Regions from separate parts of the Homo sapiens genome. Here region 1 is linked to region 2. A link is an interaction called in ENCODE POLR2A ChIA-PET data of the cell type or tissue named here. Cell type or tissue: MCF 10A. All regions are shown on one strand. Each heading gives the region's core, and the rest is flanking DNA. Links, peaks and the distances in the headings are about the cores only. Region 1 overlaps ETS2-AS1 (ETS2 antisense RNA 1). Region 2 holds the start of LOC101928398 (a long non-coding RNA gene).

Region 1 (9,739 bases), core at 560-8,559, 78 kb after region 2:
GTGGTGGAGAATCTGTTTCCTTGCCTTTCCCAGCATCTAGAGCTACATCCCTTGCATTTCTTGGCTCCTGGTCCCTTCCTTCCTCCATCTTCAAAGCCTGTAGTGTAGCATCTTGCTTCCTCGATCAGATGGCCCTCTTCTGTCTATGTAAAATCTCCTTCTGCCCATCTCTTATAAGAACACTAGAGAGTGCATTTAGGGCCCTCCTGGATGAGCCAGGACAAACTCCCATCCCAGATCCTTAATTTAATCACATTTGCAAAGTCTCTGCCCTATAAAGTGATGTATTCACGGGTTCCAGAGATTAGAATGTGGGTATCTTTGCAGGAAGGGGGGATTCTTCAGCCTCACACACATTGGCCTCCTCTCCAGGGCTGAAAGTCACCTCTCCAGAGCTTCCAACCCATCACTCCTTGTTGTGAACTCTGCAGCAAATAACCCATGTCTAACTCTTCCTACTTGAGATCTTCCTCCAGCTTTCTGAGAACAGCTCAGGTGCACCTTCAAGGGTGCCCATTTCCAGACTGGCTGCCCCATGATTTCCCTCCTTCCTCATGGGCTATGGCCTCCCAAGGCCTCTGCAGCCTGTTTCCTCTCCAACAGACTTGAGTTGGTTAATAGCTCTCGAAAAATGTGGCAACAAGAATGGGTGAGATGCTGCAAGGTGACTCCACAGCCCAGAGAACAGCAGGTGCCTGCCCTTTAGTGCCGTAGGCTATGGGCCATGGGCCACAGAGCTTGCTTCAGCTTCAGTATCTGCATTTCACCTGCAAGGCACTGAGGCCCCATCACTGAAAAACCACAAGAGCAGAAATCTTCCACCTTGTCTACCACAGAGTTCCAGTTCCTAAGACACCGGCCTACTCCTAACTGGGGCTCAAAAAATACCTGTTGATGAAACAAATGTAGCATTAATTCTACTTGCCAAGTCTATGAGTAGATATTTATCTTTAATCTTCCAGAATTTCAACTTTGCCATGAATATAACATTTTTTGTCTCGTATAAACAATGGTTTGCGGAAAAACAAAAGAGGCTTTTCGATAAACAGAGAGAGCCCAGCCAGTGAAGCTTCAACACTTTTAAGATTCTAAGTCACTAGTTCACGGTTAATTCAAGTAACTACTTTGCAGACTGGAAGGGTGAAAAGAAGTGACAAAGACCCCTCTTCCTCCCACTTCAGTTAGGGGGTAGGGGAGAAAGAGAGAGAGGGGAACATTTATGGGACGATGGAAAGTCCAAAAGGAACCAAAAATTTTCCCACGTCAAAAAAGGCAGAGTCCAAAGAATAAGAGAAAAGTCTGATGAGGCCTGAATATCATCAGCTATTATAGAGGAACGAGTTTGATTTAATTGTAGCAGCTACACTTGTACACATTTGAGGTGGAGAAAAAACTGGACCTCCTGACACAGTCATGTTTTCATGTGAACAGGAAAGATTCTACTGCAGCAGGCCATGGGCCAGCCCAGACAACTGTCTGCAGCCAACACCTGCTGTGTGTACTTAGCTCTTCACTGGCAGCCTCACCTTCCCTGCACCCCACATCCTTAATGGGGGTGATGCTCTTTCCAAAGGGCAGAAAACTGGTTCTTAAGGGGTCAACAAATCTTAGACATCATAATGGTTTGTGGCCCTTTAAATTTTCATTCTCTACAGCACATTCTTACTCTTTAGTATTGAATTTCCTTTGTTGTGAGGAAATTAAATTAAGTTTAAATCGATTAGTTTTTCTTTCTGGGAGGTGATAAGGATGGAAAGGTTGTACAACAGGGCCCCAACCCACCCTGGCACCAGCAGCCCTGTCCACTGAGGAGTCTGAAGCTCACTCACACTTGGGCCTAAGTGTTTGACTGGGATGTCTGATGGATGGAACCTTTCCCACCAGCTGCCAGCCATGCTGCACAGAGGTGTGAGCATGTAGGGAGGAACCAATGCAGTGGGCCAGGGGTACCATCTTCATTGCTCCTCGAAGATGGTGGCTCTTTTCTCTGTTGCTGTGACATATGGCTTCTGCTAGTCACAAGCCTGTGGCCACATAGCTCCCATGTCTGGCTTCCTCTTGCAGCATGCTGCTTTGCCCTTGCCAATTCTTGGTTAGTCTTTTCCTCATGCTTCCCAAGAGGGTGACAGGGTGGGTTGATCAGTCATTATCTAGTTTCCAATATCCTTTGTGTTAGTTTCCTTGGAGCTGCTGTAGTAAATTACCATAGACTTAGTGGCTTTAAAAACACAAAATTTGGGGGCCATAAAGAAGGAAAAAACGTCTACTCTCACCCTCCTAGGTTCCCCAGCTATAGTCTTGTAAATGAGACTAATTGCTAATGGTTTGAATGTCTCTCTTCCAAAACTCATGTTGAAACTTAATTGCCAATGTGATGTAATGTAATGTATCAGGAGGTGGGGCCTTGAAGAGGTGATTAATAGATTAATGTCATTATTGTGGGAGTGGGTTAGTTGTTGCAGAAGTGGGATCCTGATGAAAAGAATGAGTTCAGTCTAATTTCCTCTGCTTGTCTCACATGCTCACTTCTGCCTTCTGCCATGGGCCCACCTTGGCCAGATGCAAGTGCCAAGCACTTGGACTTCCCGGCCTCCAGAACTGTGAGCTAAATCAATCTCTCTTTTTTGAAATAAATTATCTTGTCTGTGGCATTCTGTTATAGCAGCAGAAGATGGACTAAGGCACTGATGAAGGACAGATTAACAAGAGGAAAGCAGACAGAAGTTTACTAATGTGTGCATCTTAACCATGCATGAGGAGCACTCAGGGATGAGTAACTCAGAGGGGTGGATAGAACTTGGGTTTACATAGAATTTTAACAAAAGAACAGTCAATTTTGTAGAGAAGTGACAAGACAAGAGAAAAGGGCTTTGAGTTTCAAGGGGGAGGACACATTGTGGGAAGACAAATATATGGAAAACCTAATGGTAGATAAGGGCTAGTTAATAAGGTTTGTTGATTCCCCTGGTGCCGTCACAGGCTGATAAGGGTCTAGAGCTGTCTCTGATGATTAACACTTGCCCTTCTTGGTAGAGAAAGGAGGGGGATACCTTTACAAATTTATGTTCCGCTTTTAGACAAACAGGGGGAAGGCAGGGAGCTTTTCTTCTTCTCAATTGCCTTCAGCTTAAAATAATCCTGTTACCAACATGGCTTATATTGGGGAGGCATATTATTCTGCTATGCTTCAGGGCCCACTCAGATAATTCAGTATAATTTCCCATCACAAGATACCTTATTTATCACATCAGCTGTGTAGAGTAACATATTCACAGGGATTCAGACACAGGCTTTTTTGGGGGAAGAGAGGGGGCATTGTTCAGGCTACCTCATGCCTTAAGACAGTGTTCTTCTGCCAGGACACTTTGCTGACTGACAGCCTGCCTGGAAGGCAGGCTTTATCAGTGGTGGATAGAGCAGTTAAATCACAGAATGCAACTCAACTTGGCAACCTGTGGATCAGGGGGCACCCCAAGAAACTGGGTTGTTGTAGATGCTCTGCTGGGCCATGCCTGCAAGGCCTGCCCTGATATTTTCCTAAGACTATTTATATTTTTGAAGATAGCTTTGGATTAAACAGTTAAAAGTCAAATGGCAAGGAGTAGGGGGTATTGGGGATAAAGCCTTTGCCTTGAGACAGCCGTCACCCACTCTATTAAAGGAAACAGACAAGCAATGTCCAAGCAGCCAGAAACTCAGAAAACTCCAGATGGAGCAATATCCCCCAGACTGACCCCACTCCTCCTTCTGAAGTTGTGCAAGATATTGCCTGGGGGAAGTGAGGTCACCCACTTCACCATCACTTTAGCCAAAGTGCAGCAGTGTGCAATATACAAAGTGTTTGTGGAGGTTTGAGTTTGTTCATTTTCTTTTTCCAAGAGCAGATTTTTCCCCCTAAAAGCATGCTCTTAAAGGAACGGCCCCCAGCTAGTCACAAGGAACTCGAATACTAACAAACACATCATTAAACATATATGACTTCCTTTCAGTACATTCCGTCCAGATGCAGGAGACAGTTACCACATTGATTTTCAGACCACCCTCATTATTGCTCCCACCCATCTCTCATTAAATTGCCTTCAAACAACAACAAAAAAAAGTCATTAAGATCTAACTTCTGCTTCTCCTTTTTCTTAATTCCATTCTGTGAAGTTAAATAGGCAATAGTTGGTTCAAACAACCTACGATATTTCCTCATTTTCTCTATTTTGTAGGTCCTGAGAAGCTGCCATTAGCTCTCAAGGCTTTGAGAGTCCAGCCAGTTTCTCCAGAGTGAAGTCCCCCTCCTCAGAGGAACAAATGCTTTCAGAGGAACAAATGCTTTCTGAGAAACTCGCCACTGGGCAGATCCTGCCACCCACCTGCCTGCCGCTGCAAAGCAGAGCCTGCCCAAAAAGCTGCCATCATTCCCGGCACTGCTACATAAATGCTGAGTGTGGTGGCTTGAATTGTGTCCCTTGAAAAGATACGTTACCGTCCCAATCCCTGGTACCTGGGAATGTGACTTTATTTGGAAAGAGGGTCTTTGTAAATATAAGAAGATGGGGTCACGCTGGAGTAGGGTGTGCTTTAAATCCAAAGGCTGTGTCCTCCTAAGAGGGAAATGTGGACACAGGCACAGAGGTAAGATGATGTAAAGACACGCAGGAAGGAGGCCATGGGATGGGAGGCATTTGCTGCAAGCCCCAGAACCCCAAGGATCCCTGGCAACCGCCAGAAACCAGGAAGAGGCAAGAAGGGTTCTTCCTCCGAGCCCCCAAGAAGGAACCAACTGATTACAGACTTCTGGCCTCCAAGACTGTGAGAGAATACATTTCTGTTTTCTTTTTGGTTTGTTTTTTTCTTTTCTTTTTGAGCAGGGTCTCACCCTGTCACCCAAGCTGAAATGCAGTGGTGTGATCACAGCTCACCACAGCCTGGACCTGCCAGGCTCAAGCAATCCTCCCATCTCTGTCTCCTGAGAAACTGGGATTACAGGCATGCACCGCCGCCACGCCCAACTAATTTTTGTATTTTCTGTTGAGATGGGGTTTCTCTATGTTGGCCAGGCTGGTCTCAAACTCCTGAGCTCAAGCGATCCACCTGCCTTGGCATCCGAAAGTGCTGGGATTACAGGCGTGAGCCACTGTGCTCAGCCCCATTTCTGTTGTTTGAAGCCACTGAGTTTGTGGCTGTTTGTTACAGCAGCTCCGGGAAACTCACACACAGTTCCACCCTAAAATGCCCCTTTAGGTCACTTTCACTCAAAGTCGCTGCCTATCTCTATTTTTATTTATTTTTTTATTTATTTTTATTATTATTTTTTTTTCTGAGACAGAGTCTCACTGTGTCACCCAGGCCAGAGTGCAGAGGCATGATCTCAGCTCACTGCAACCTCTGCCTCCTGGGTTCAAGCGATTCTCCTGCCTCAGCCTCTCAAGTAGCTGGAATTACAGGCACACGCCACCATGCCCAGCTAATTTTTTGGATTTTTTTAGTAGACATGGGTTTCACCATGTTGGCCAGGCTGGTCTCAAACTCCTGACCTCAAATGATACGCCCACCTCACCCTCCCAAAGTGCTGGGATTTGAGCCACCATGCCCGGCTTTATCTCTATTCTTAATACATCTCTTCTGCTGCTTCTGTCTGCTTCTGAGGTTTCAACCTAAGCCCGATTTGGGCTGCAAATCCAAGTAAGAACCATTAAGGCCCTCTGGGGATTTGGCTAGTTCCAAAAGGGGTCCAGGGAAATGAGGTGTGTCCTCCCCAACCTTCCCTCCCTCCAAGTTTTCTTAAAGTAGGGTGGCCCATGTCGAAGGATGCAAAATAAAAGCAAAATAATGCCATACCCATTGCCTACAAGGGGCAGGGCCCAGGGAGGAAGGAAAGAAGATGCTGTTAGGTCTCTAGTCACGCCTGACTCTCTGCTGTGAGTGTCCCATAGAATGTCTCATTCTCACCATCCTGAGGTCAGGGCCAAGGTCCCCATCCTATAGGTGCAGGGTGTCTGGGCTGGGATCCAAGCCAAGTATCCTTGTTCCGAAGATCACATGAAGATTCACCCCAAGACCTGGTGTTACAGCAGCCTTCTTCTATATCCACGGTCTGTGCAGGGCCACTCAGTTGAAGTTCAGTTCAACATAATTACAGTTGAAGTTCAGTTCAACATAATTACAGCGGCAGTTCTCAAACCTTCGGGGGCATCAGAATCACCTGAATGGCTTGGTGCAACACCCGTTGTTCCTCGCCCCATAGTTTCTGATTCCGTGGGTCTGGGTAGGGCCTGGGATTCTGCATTGCTAACACGTTTCCAGGCAATGGTGAGAGGTCAGTCCAGGCTCCACAGTTTGAGACCTATCCCTTCGTGTAAACATGGGATGGTATCAGGTATGAGCCAACTCCTGGTGTCTACGCCCTCAAATGATGGATGGAAAAGACCAGGAGATGGAGGGGCCCTCCTTCCTCAGCCCCCCTCCACCCACACACACACGGCTTTCATGACCTCCCCTTTGCTAGCTGCCTCTGCCAGGCGGTGGCCTGAGTGCTGCTGTCACCCACACCCTCCATCCTTCCTGTGCCCAGAGTCCATTTCTCCACTTCCCTCTGTTCACGGTTAATTCACGTGGAGGGAACGTCCCTGAGCTTGTGTTCACATGAGCAGACACACCCACAGGGGCCGCCACTTCTTTTGCCACCTTTCCGTGTTTACCTTGTCCTTCCCTTTTGGATTTGTTTTGCTACACATTGTGTTATGAGCTGGACTGTGTTCCCCTCAAAATTCATCTCTTGGCCTAGCACGGTGGCTCAAGCCTATAATCCCAGCACTTTGGGAGGCCGAGGCGGGTGAATCACCTGGGGTTAGAAGTTCAAGACCAGCCTGGCCATCATAGTGAACCCCATCTCTACTAAAAATACAAAAATTAGCCGAGTGGTAGTGGCACATGCCTATAATCCCAGCTATTCGGGAGGCTAGGGCAGGAGAATCACTTGAACCCGGGCGGCAGAGATTGCGGTGAACCGAGATCGCGACACTGCACTCCAGTCTGGGTGACAGAGTGAGACTCTGTCTCAAAAAAATAAAAACAAAAACTCCTGTCTTGAAGCCCTATCCCCTAGTAGCTCAGACTGTGACTGTATTCGGAGATGGGGCCTTTAAAGAGGTGATTAAAGTTAAATGTGATGTCCCAGGGCCAGAAGTCTCTTCAGAAATGATGGGCTTAAGGATTTTTTTTTTTTTTTGAGACAGAGTCTTGCACTCTCACCCAGGCCAGAGTGCAGTGGCGTGATCTCAGCTCACTGCAGCTCTGCCTCCTGGGTTCAAGCGATTCTCCCGCCTCAGCCTCCTGAGTAGCTGGGATTACAGGTGCCCACAATCATGCCCAGCTAACTTTTATATTTTTAGTAGAGATGGGTTTCACCATGTTGGCCAGGCTAGTCTTGAACTCCTGACCTCAGGTGAACCACCCCTCGGCCTTCCAAAGTACTGGGATTATAGGCGTGAGCCACCTCACCAGGCTGGGTTTAGGGATTTTTTCAGATGAAGAGATTGTCCTGGTATGTCCTAAATGCAATGACAAGAGGCCTTAAAGAAGAACACAGAGGAAGATATGCTACAGGAGCAGAAGGGCTGTTACCAAGGAGCAAGATGCTACGTGGTTGCTTTAAAGACGGAGGGAGGGGCCATGGGCCAGGGAATGCTGGCAGCCACCAGGGGCCAGAAAAGACAAGACCAGATTCTCCCCTAGACCCTCCAGAGTGGCACAGCCCTGCCAATGCCTTGACCTTAACCCAGCAACACTAACTTCGGATTTCCGCCCTCCAGCCCCATAACAGAATGAAGTTGTGTTGTTTGAAGGCATCAAGCTTGTGGTCATTTGCTATGACAGCCACAGCAAACTCCTACAGACAGAAGAGAAAAGACTCAAACCCAGGCCGTCTGTCTTCAGAACCTGTACTTATTAATAAAGATTTTACCATTTAAAACATTCTTAATGAGGCAAAGCTTCATTAAGTGAAATTCACAGTACGATCTGACAAATTTAAGCCCTGTGTAGCGCCACCTGAATCAAGATATAGAACAGATCATTTCCCCAAGAAAATTCCCCACTGCCCTTTTCTAGTGGGTCCAGTCCCTGTCCCGAGACAGCCACAGTCCTGATTCCCATCACCACCCATCAGTCCTACCTGTTCTTGAATATCATATAAATAAAACAGTACATTGCTCCTTTTCTCCTGTTCTCCTACCCGTGGTTTCAATATTCCACAGATTGCTATCATTTGCCTGTGGGCTAACTCTTGGGTTCCAGTTTTTGGCTACGATGCATCAACCTGCTGTAAACACTCTTGGGCAGGTCCTTCGGTGCACACGTTTTCATTTCTCTTGGGCAAACCCTTCCTAGGAGTGGAATTGCTGGGTCATGGGAGTGGTGTGTGTTTCATTTTACATGAAACTGCCATGCTGGTCTTCCTAAGTGCCTACCATTTGACGGGGCCCCCACAGTGAGGGGTCTCCCGTAGCTTCATGTCCTCCATAGCACTCACTGTTGGGCCCCTGCACCCTTAACCACTGTACACAATGAGGTCTAAGCTTTCACGGAGTTTGCTGCGAGGTTGAAGTGAGGCAACCTCCAAAAAGCAAAGCTCCAGGCACGCACCTGCTTCATGCACCGGAATATTCCTTTCTGTTCCTTTTACTAAATAAATGGAGTTCATTCCTCTGAAAAATAAGCAGCTTTGGACCATAGAGCCACCAAATGACATTTTTGTAAATCATATTTCTTTTGAAACCTTGCTGAAATATTTGAGCCACTACTTACGTTCTCTTACTACCCAATTATAATGCATGGTCTCCAGGACCCATTCTCCAAACTCTGCTTAGCACGCACGGACCTTTGTTTACATGAATCTCAACAGCTGTGTATGGCAACAGTGCTCCTTTCCACGGAACCAAAGGTGAGATGCAGGCCGCTCCTGAAAGACTGGAAAAAAACGGCTCCGAACACTTTCTCTCTCTCTCCTCCCTCTGTCTCTCTTTGTCTCTGTCTGTTTCTGTCCCTGTGTTTGTCTCCGTCTCTCTCTCTCCAATGTCAGGTTCACAGAAATAGATTACCACCCTCTTCCTACTGGAAGCACATGTAAGTATGTGCACATCCACAGGCATCTGCATACTCTCAGCCCAGCGAGGTCACCAACACCATGTGTCCTGAGCCTTAGCACCAATTCACACCCACTTACAGCTCCCTCTTCCTCTAGAGGCACCACTTGGGCTGAACCTGTGTTTGGCCTTTTTTTTTGAACACTGTAGTTTTATCCTGGGTAGGTATTCCTAAAAACACACTCTTTAGTTTTAGTTTTTTCATATTTTTATAAAAGGTTATCATGGTGCATGCCATTTTCTGGGATTCATGTTTTCAACTCTGTTAGGGCTCGCAGTGTCCAAGACCCCTCCAGTCCTTGGCCCACAGAGGAAACCGAGCCTCAGAGAAGGGCAAGCTCCTCCCCACAGCATAGCCATAACCCATCACATAGGTTGACAGCAACCAACATATTAGCATGGAATGATCATTTCTTAGAAGCTGTGGGAGGAACTTCCACCCCCCACATCGTTTCTCTGTCTCGTCTCAACCTCAGGTATCAAGGTTGTTTTGTTCCATATTTCACAGATGAGGAAGCAGGGACTCAAGGCCGGTGAATTTAACTCTGGTCATATGGCTGGCAGAGCAGGCCCTCAACTTGGGCTTGTCTGACCTGCTGCAGGAG
Region 2 (9,739 bases), core at 891-8,890:
CCCACAAGTCGGTGGGACTATAGGCACACCATCACGCTTGGCTCATCTTCTATTTCTCATAGAGACAGGGTCTAACTATGTTGCCGAGGCTGGCCAGGAACTCCTGTACACAAGTGGTTCTCCCGCCTTGGGCTCCCAAAGTGGTGGGATTACAGGCTTGAGCCACTGCACCTGACTGGACATTTTACTCTTTATCACAGCATTAGATACACATGGTCTAAAATATCACAAGGCTTATAATGGAAACAACTAGCCCCTGGCTCTGCCTACCCCACGCTGCTCATAGCCATGAGATTACGACCACCAGTGCACTTAGTGATGCTTTTGGGAATTCACTTCTATGCTCGTTAATAACATGCTCATAGGGCTAGATCCTGATCCTCCATTGAGCACATTAACCTTGGGGATCTGCAAAACCATGGCTTCTCCCCACTAAAGATGTCCATGTCCTAATCCTGGGAACATGGGATCCTGTGAACATGTCACTTTCCATGCCAGAAGGGACTTTGCAGGTGTGATTCAAGTAAGCATCTTGAGATGGGGAGATTTTCCTGGATTATCCAGCCTGGTCCAATATCATCATAAGGGTCCACATGAAAGGGAGGGATTATCCAGCCTGGTCCAATATAATCATAAGGATCCATATGAAAGGGAGGGATTATTCAGCCTGGTCCAATATCATCATAAGCGTCCATATGAAAGGGAGGGATGAGAGTGGAGTCAGAAAAAAGAGAGGTCGCCGTGGAAGCAGAGGTTGGAACAATTCACTGTGAAGACAGAGGAAGGGGCCAAAGCCGAGGAATGTGGCGGCCTCTGGAAGCTGGAAAGGGCAAGGAAGATTCTCCTCAGAGCTTCCAGAAAGACAACAGCCCTGCCGACGCCTTTGATTATAGCACAGTGAAGACTCATTTCAGACTTCTGAACTCCAGAACTGCAAGGTCACAGTTGTGTTGTCTTAAGCCACTGAATGTCCGGTAATGAGTTACAGAAGCAACAGGAAGCCAATACAGCTCTTTAATACTCCCCCAAATTACCACCCTGTTGCCCCAACAAACATTCGCTTCTCTTTCTTCATCTTCCCAATGTTGTTTATCTGGGTCTTCAGGAAGTCAATACTATGATTATGTAAATATTTTCCACTGAGCCACATCAAGAAATAAGATTGCATTTCTGTCTCGTACATGTGTATGTTTTCAAGCTTATAATTACTTTGGATTTTCCCCGATGCACCTCTGGCTAATTTTCAACAGCCACAATTTACTTGTAAAACGCTTTCTCAATTCTATTTTCCGCACAGCTTATATATCAAAAAAAAAATTCAGTTCATGTTTTTCCTGGAGGAATGCCTCCGGGAAACCCTGGTCTCCCAGCTTCCACCTGGACTGATGGCTCCCTGGGTCCCCTGCATGGCTGCCAGCCTGACAATCCCTTCTGTCCTGCTCTGCTTCACTGGTTTCGCTGCTGAGACTCCTCTTTCTTGGTTTTCTCTTATCTTGGACGAGCATGTGCCCAGTAACTGCCTGAGAAAGGGTGCAGACAAGAAACGTTTCTTGAGATCTTGAGTGCTTGAAAATGCCTGTATTTCATTTTCAAAATTGATCAGTAGTTTCATAAGCCAAGAATTCCACATTAGAAATTTGTTGCCCTTCCAGAATTTTGAAGGCCCTTGTCTTCTAGCTCCCTGTGTTGCTGTTGAGAATTCTAAGGGCCTCCTGATTGCTGATATTTGCTAAGTGGCCTCTGTGTTCCTCTAGAAGCTTCTAAGGCCTTCTCTTTATCTCTGCTGCAGTGATATTCCATGATGATTTGCCTTGGCCTGAGCATCTATCAGGAGATTTATGCCACTTAGCTCTAGGGAATTTTCTTGCATTTTAAAAAATAACTTATTCTCTATATATTTTTTTCCTTTTCTCTCTTTTGGAATTCCTGTTTGTCAGGAGTTCAACTTTCTTCTCTTGTCTTTTCATCTCTCCTCTCCTATTGTTGGTTCTTCGGCCTTTTGCGGTATTTTTTTTTTGGCAAAAATTCTCATTGTTATCTTCTAATCCTCCTGTAGAATTTTGTTTCAGCTCTGTCCTCTTTCCTGCCCCTAATCCTGGAGCTATGAATGTTCCTGCTAGGAGCCTGATCTTGAATCACAAGTATACAGCTCCTCTTAAGTCCTAGAAGGTTTTAATTGTGGGTTTGTCCAGAAAGTTTCCCTCTGCTCCCTGAATTGCCTGTTTTCTCTGAGATCCTTTCTGTCTTGTCTTTAGTTTCTGTTTGTCTGTGTTAGAGGGCTTCCTGTCTGGTGATCCTTGGCTATCTATTCATAGTTAAGAGTGAGACACTAAAATATTTATCAGAAACTGGTGTGCTGGGGCAGGATTTGCCTGTGCAGTGAGAGGCGAAGTACATGTTCAGAGGAGCCCACATTGTTAGCATCTGGAGCCTGTCCTCTGGGTGATGTTGTCCTCAGAGGTCATCTGTTTTCCTGCTTGCTGGTTATAGGTTTGGCTATGGCTGCCCTGGAGCAGGGATGGGGAAGGGGCCAGAAGTCCACCATTCAGTGTGCACAATTCATATCCCCACCTCACCCTGCACTGGAGTGCCAGCTGCCTCGATTTCCCAGAGGATCACCCTCGAGTCTCTCGTGGGATCAAGGAGCTAGTGTCTGCCTGAGCAGCAGATCTAACAACCCTTGGACAGCATTCAATAACCCACCTCTTGCCAACCCCATCTCATCCCAACCTTTCAGAGGGCCTGGAGTCTGATTCCGGAGCCTCTCGGGTGGATCCTCAAGGTCTTCTGCCTGCACCTCTGACTGCAGACACTCGGTAGCCAGCTTCCTTCCCTCTGCTAAGTCACCTCCCACCCATGGCTGTGTCTGCTTTCCTCTTCAGACATAACTCACATTGTCATTCATCTTATTTAATCCCCAGTCCTGGGCTCCTCATCCTGTAAGGTTCCCTGTTTTCATGCTTTTACTGACATTTTAGGGGGGGTGGGCAGAAAAGTAATGAAAGTACATGTACCACCGGCCATGTTTAAGCCTCTTCTGCCTGGGCTGGGCATGGTTGTTCACGCCTGTAATCCCAGCACTTTGGGAGTCCGAGGTGAGTGGACCACCTGAGGTCAGGAGTTCAAGACCAGCCTGGCCAACATGGTGAAACCCCGTCTCTACTAAAAAATACAAAAATTAGCTGGGAGTGGTGTTGGGCGCCTTTAATCCCAGCTACTTGGGAGCCTGAGGCATGAAAATCACTTGAACCCGGGAGGCAGAGGTTGCAGTGAGCCGAGATCAGGCCACTGTGCTCCAGCCTGGGTGACAAGAGTGAAATTCCATCACCAAACAAACAAACAAACAAACAAACAAAAAAGCCCCCCAAAAAACAAAGACTCTTCTGCCCATGCCTGTCAGATACTGAAGGAAAAACGCAAAGCACCTTCCAGGAAAGCTGAGTCACAGAGGTGCACAGAGCCAACCCAGGAGCTTCTCTTTCTCCCACAGCATGCACCCATCCCTAGCAAGTCCTGCCAGCTCTGCTCTAAACAGGACCAGGCTCAAAGCTCATCTCTTCACCTCCTTCACTACCTTCCCTACCATTCGTCTGGGATTCCTGCAGGCACCTCTGACTAGACTGCCCTGCTGTGTCCTCTTCAGTCTACTCTCAGAAATTAGACTCAGCTGGAGAGATTCCTGTTAAAACAAAAGTCAGATAATATGACCCCTTCATTCTAAACCTTCCGACAGCTTCCCATTTCACTCATGACAATATCCTAAGGCCTTACCATGAACTGCAGAGTCAACACAATCTTTCCATATCACCTCCTACTCCTGGCCTCTTTGCTTAATCTGCATCAGGCACACTGAACCCCTTGCCATTTCTCACACACACTGAGTGTGTTCCAGCCCCAGGGCCTTTGCACTTGCTGCTCGATCCCCAGATACTCCTATGATCATGTCTTCACTTACTTCCATGCTCAGCTGAAATGTTACCTTATCAGAGAGACCTCCATTGTTTTATCAATCCATTTGCGGCCTGAAAAAGTCTGATTGTGATTCCTGGGTTCCAAACACCTTGATCCTTCAGCTGCTGATATTACAATCAGAAATTAATACTGGTTATTGGTATTCTGACTTCTATTTGGAATCCACGAAGATCCCTAGGCCAACACTTCTCAAGCTTTAACGTGCATGTGAACCAGAAAGATGCTAGCCAGTGCTTCTTAGACTTTTACATACAAAGGAATCACTTTGAGAGCTTGCCAAATGCAGATTAAGACTCAGCAAGTTTGGGACTAGACCAGAGGTTTGCATCTGTAACACGCGCCCAGGTGATGTTGAGCCTGCTGCTCCCCAGCTTACCTTTTGAACGACAAAGTCTAGACCAAGGTGAGGATACTGTCCCTCTCATCCCAGACACACAAGAGAGGCTGGGCCTTCATCCCTCCCATCCCCACCTGTGGGCAAGTTACTCCATCAGCCAGAAGATGGTCAGCTCTTACAGCCTCAGAGGTCTAATGACGCAACAGCTGCAGCACCTGCTCCCTGGGTGCCCGCCTGTGGGGTGAGTCAGCGGCTGGACTGAGATGACAGCTCATGAGCATGTCTCCTGGGACTGTGCCTGTGGCCTGGGCTTGGGCCAGACTCCGTCAGCAACTAAATGCACCTGGAAGGCTCTCCTCAGCTCTGCAAATCCCACCAGCTGCCTGACCTGCTTTCCCCAAGCCCTACCACTCCTCTCGCCTACTCTTAACTGCCTTCGTCACCCCAGTTAGGTCAAATGGCATTCTCTTCAGAATGACCTCTACCATCTGTTGAGACTCTGTTATCTGCCAGGCAGTGTTGCAGGCATTTCCCTTGCATCATTTGATTTAACTCTCATAAGTGTGCTATGGGATGACTGTTATTACCTTCTTTTAAGATGAGGAAATGACACTGCAGTGACAATAACTAATTTGCTCAGGATCACAAAGCTGGGAAGTGATGGAGGTGGGATCCCAGGCTGGCTCTCTGATTCCATCTTGGGCAGGGGACATCACATCTGTGCCACCACCCTACTTGTGGTCTACCAGGCTCCACCACCTCCATTATCTTAGTGGACAGGTGGAGAAGCACCACCTCATCTTTGTGGAGGGAAATGCTGTACTTCAGCTTCCTTCATCCTAACACCCAGGGAAAAGGAAACATCCCAGTCCCATCTCAGCTAGCTTTCCTGTATTACCTAATATAAGATGGGATAATAACTGAGACTCCCAGGTGAAGGTCACAGCCCAGGGACACAGGCTCACTAAAAACCTGAAACCTAATCATTGGACTCTATATAGAATGATTCGCCTCCCCCATTTCTGCCCAGCACATCCGCAGTGCTCTTTTGTAGTAACTGGAACACAATATAAGCTATATGTCAGTGAGCTTGAAGATATATGAATAGAAACTTCTCAAACTGAAAGACAAAGGGAAGAAAGACTGAAAAAAAAATGGAGCACCATGTTTAAAAATGGCAGGACAATTACAAAAGGTGTAACATATATGTAATGGGAATACCAAAAAAGAAGAAAGGGAGAAAAGAACAGAAAAAATATTTGAAGTAATAATGACTGAGAATTTTCCAAAATTAATGAGACACCAAACCACAGATTCAGGAAACTAAAGAGAACACCAAGCAGGATGGATATTTTAAAACGTATACCTAGGTATATAGTATATATTCAAATTGCAGAAAATCAAAGATGCAGAGAAAATAATGAAAGAATTCAGAGGTGGAAAAAAAACCTACCTTACGTATGGAGGATCAAGCATAAGACTACATCAGACTTCTCCTCGAAAACCATGCAAGTAAAAAGAGAGTGTGGAGTGAAATATTTAAAGGGCTGAAAGAAAGAAAACACCACTAGCTATAGATAGAATTCTGTATCCAGTGAAATTATCCTTCAAAAGTGAATGGCAAATACTTTTGCAGAGAAAGAAAAACGGAAGGGGTTTGCTGCCAGTAGGACTTCCTTGAAAAAGAAGGGAAAATGACATAGGTGAAAAACTCAGGTCTACTAAAAGGAATGAAGAGCATTCAAGAAGAAAGAAACGAAGGCTAAAATGAATAATTTCTTTTTCATATTTTATGCTAATCTAACAGTTTATCATTTTCTTCAAGATAATAATAGTAAACATGTATTGGGTGATTATAGTTTATAAATTAGTGAAATGAATGACAAAAATGTTATAAGAGATGAGGAAAAGAATTGTGAATACTCTGTGATAACATATTCTCACTACACATGAAGTGGTATTGTGTTATTTGAAAATGGACTTGGATCAGTTTTAAGTGTATATTGCAAAATCACAGGCAACTACTAAAAAAATTGTAAAGAAGTATAACTGATATATAATGAAAGAGGAAATAAAATGGAATCATATAAAATTCTCAAGGAAAATCAGAAAAGGAGAAAAAAGTGTAAGAGGAAAAAGAAACAGAACAAGGGAAACACATAGAAACAGTAATAAATATGGTTGATATTATATCAAATATATTAATAATTAGTTTATATGTCAATGTTCTAAATATGTGAATTACAAGACAGACGCTAGCTGGGTGGATTAAAAAAACCAGACCTAACTGTATGTTGTCTACAAGAAACTCACTTTAACTATAAAGACACAATTAGAATACAAGTAAAGAGATAGAGATAGATATACCATGTTAATGCTGGAATATCTGTATTTATATCAGACAATGTGGACTACAGAAAAAGTATCAGGGCAAAGGGGCAAGAAGGGCGGCGTGAGCAAGTGGAGCCAGGAGGAATTTTAGGGCAGTGGAACTCTTCTATGCTTTACTGTAATCGTGCGTGCCTGACATTATGCATTTGTCAAAACTGCTAGAACTGAACAACACATGGAGTGAACCCTCACGTAAACTATGGACTTTCATGGATAATAATGTACCAGTACTTTCATCCATTTTAGCAAACGTACTGCAACAATGCAAAATGCTGATAATAATAGGGGACACTGTGGGAGGAGTCAAGGGTCTATGTAATATCTCTGCACAATTTTTCTTTAAACCTATCACTGCTCTAAAAAATAAAGCCCAGTTTTGTTTTGTTTTTAAAAAAAGAGGCCACGTGCAGTGCCTCATGCCTGTAATCCCAACGCTTTGGGAGGCCAAGGCAGGAGGATTGCTTGAGGCCAGGAGTTTCAGACTAGCCTTGGCAACATGGCGAGATCCTATCTCTAGGAAAAAAAAAAAATAGCTTGGCATGGTGGTGCATGCCTGTGGTCCCAGCTATTGGGGAGGCTGAAGTAGGGGGATTGCTTGAGCCCAGGCATTTGAGGCTCCAATGAGATATGATAATGCCACTCCACTCCAGCCTGGGCAACAGAACAAGACTCTGTCTCAAAAAAAAGAGAGAAAGAAAGAAAGAGAGAGAGAAGGAAGGAAGGAAAGAAGGAAATTATCACAACTATCGCTTCAGGCGTTGGCTGACCTAGACCTCCACCCCGGCCCTCACCACCTGGCCAGTCGGAGCCTTGGTCCTCTACATCCATGGGGCCCCTACTGCCTGAGCTAGGCAATCTCTCAAGACCCCAGGGCTGGCCTTGGCGGACAGTTCTCTAATTTCATTCTGGGTAAAGGGACCATGAGCGAGTTGCTCATGGCAAAGTCCCAGAGGATGAACAAGAGGCTGTGAGTCTCGGTCTGCCAGAGGGATTCTAGGAGAGAGAAGTAGCTTAATAAGCAAAAGGTGGCAAATATGAGCCGAAAGAAGGCCCCATCCCCTTGTAGTAGACATGCACTTCTGAAGACGGCTCAGTGGATTGGAGACTGTTCCCAGGGCCACCTTGGGAGGCATGAGGGAAGGAGCTTGGGTCAACCTGTCATACCCAAAGCAGAGTCACCCTCACTCAGGACACTTGCTGAACAGGGACAAACCAGCTTCATAGAAAATCCATGAAATTGTAGACTCCACCAGAAATTTTAGACTCCATCTACTTATTTCTCCTGGATTGTTACATTGAAAATCCAGGTCTCTCAGTTTAGACCTTTGGGGAGACTCTTCAGTCCTCTCCCCATCTGCTAACCTTGACCAAACACAAAGGAGAGAGGGGCTTCAGAGGAGGGTCCCTCGGACCTTGGTGGGCAGGACCCACTTTCCCTGTGCAGAAGGAAACTTGAAATCAGGAGACTGAGCCTCACCCAGGGACAGGCCCCACCACTGTGCCCTGACAGGCCCTTGTGGACAGAAAGGGACAGGGCGTAGCCTCACTTCGACCCTCTGGGTTTGCTGTGGGGCCAGCTGGGCCTGGTGTGGCTGAGCTCCAGAGTGCTGTCAGCCACTCCCAGTTCCCTCATGACCTGGGCAGGGAATATAATATCACCTCTATCTGTGCAGTAAGCACAGCAATGTCAGGGACACTGTTTTTAGAATCTGGCTTGCTCCCCTCCCCCAGCCCAACTGATTATCTGTCCTGGTTGCCAGGCACCTGTTTGCATTAGATACAGAACACTCCGCAGGGTCCCGAGTAGGCAGTTGTGGTCCACAGGCCACTGGCAAACAGAGGCAGAGCCACAGAGGGGCTGCTCGTCCCCAAATGTCTCTCCAGCCGCTCTGAAGCTGCTGCGGGCTGCTGTGCTGGTGATGGCTGAGATCATGAGATGAGCCCCGGGGGTCCCTGGGCATCCCTGGGAGGTCCTGGTTTGTGTTGCTGTGGTGGTCTTAGTCATTAAGAGATGACACTTTATAAAGAGGAAAAGAGCTTAGTAAAAGTGTTGTTCTCACCAGCAGGTCCATGGAGAAGGTGGAACACTGGACTAAAGAGACAGGCTGAGGAAGCCCTCAAGTCACCCCTGATGGAGGCCAGACCTTGAATGTTACAATCCCTCTGCTTATCGACCCTTAATAAAAATCTGAGCAGGTCTTCTCTGCAGGACACAGGAGGCTTTCTGGAAAAAAAAACATGGAAAAGTGAGTCTCCTAAGCGTTCCCAAGTGATTGATGCAGGACACATCTTAAAAGGATGAAAGGAGGATGGAGGAAAACTTCAGAAGGAAATAACACAGTTTGAATGAAAACACCTATTTTGCAGAAAGTCCGGAAGTGCTCGACCAAGAGATCGCGAGATGGGAGCAGAGAGTACAGGAAAGGAAGGAGGAGAAAGAAAGGCTGGAAACCTTTGAATGCACAAAAAAAACAGGTCATGAAAGATACCACGAGCCAACTAAAATCTCTGGCTGAAAATGTGCTGGACACCATGCAGTTGGAAGATTTCACTAGGGACCGCAGTGATGAGGGGAACTTGGAAGCAGAGCTAAAGAGGAAAGCAGAAAATGAAGAAACCACCCCCTTAAAAATTAAGTAAATTTTTTTAAAGTTATGTGCATACATTCTGTATATACAGAAAAGATATCTAAATTGTATGCACGCAGAAGGAGCATTGCCCCCACAAGGAACAGTTCATGCTAAATGGTGCAGATGAAGAGACTTTGACAAAGGAAGTTTCCTGAGCTGTGGGCAGGGATGAGAGCTCAGACAAATGATGGGAAGCCTCCCAGATGCCAAGGTTTCCCACCCCCAGGTTTCAAGGGAGGAGAGAGGAAGTGATGTCATCTGAGCCCAGTGAGGCCCTGTCAAGGGACCAGGGAAAACTGCCCCCACTTTTTGCTCCCATCCTCTCATTGACTGCAGGTGCACAGGCAGCTGCCTGAAAGAGGGCCTGCGAAGTGCAAGCCAGAGGAGTTGGCCTCCATGGCACAGAGCA

The links. ChIA-PET counts read pairs that join two places held together with the same protein. Peaks named below come from ENCODE experiments on the same cell type or tissue, not always from the same donor. Only the 100,000 strongest peaks of a DNase experiment are listed, where the experiment ranks them.
Region 1: POLR2A ChIA-PET joins it to region 2 with 5 read pairs; 2 of 35 experiments call an interaction of 5 or more read pairs at or near these places.

The regions. Positions count from the first base shown.
Region 1 is chr21:38,927,285-38,937,023 of GRCh38, forward strand. All of the region lies in intron 1 of ETS2-AS1 (ETS2 antisense RNA 1), which reads right to left. Among named protein-coding and RNA genes, the nearest start is that of ETS2-AS1, 6.3 kb to the right of the region's middle. In MCF 10A, for the core only: no CTCF peak of the experiment used is centred there; a DNase peak (open chromatin) is centred at 3,767.
Region 2 is chr21:38,849,010-38,858,748 of GRCh38, forward strand. LOC101928398 (a long non-coding RNA gene) reads left to right here and starts at 8,530. Exons shown (of 3, transcript NR_109926.1): 1 at 8,530-8,616; 2 at 8,767-8,946; 3 at 9,068-9,739. In MCF 10A, for the core only: no CTCF peak of the experiment used is centred there; DNase peaks (open chromatin) are centred at 3,482 and 4,572.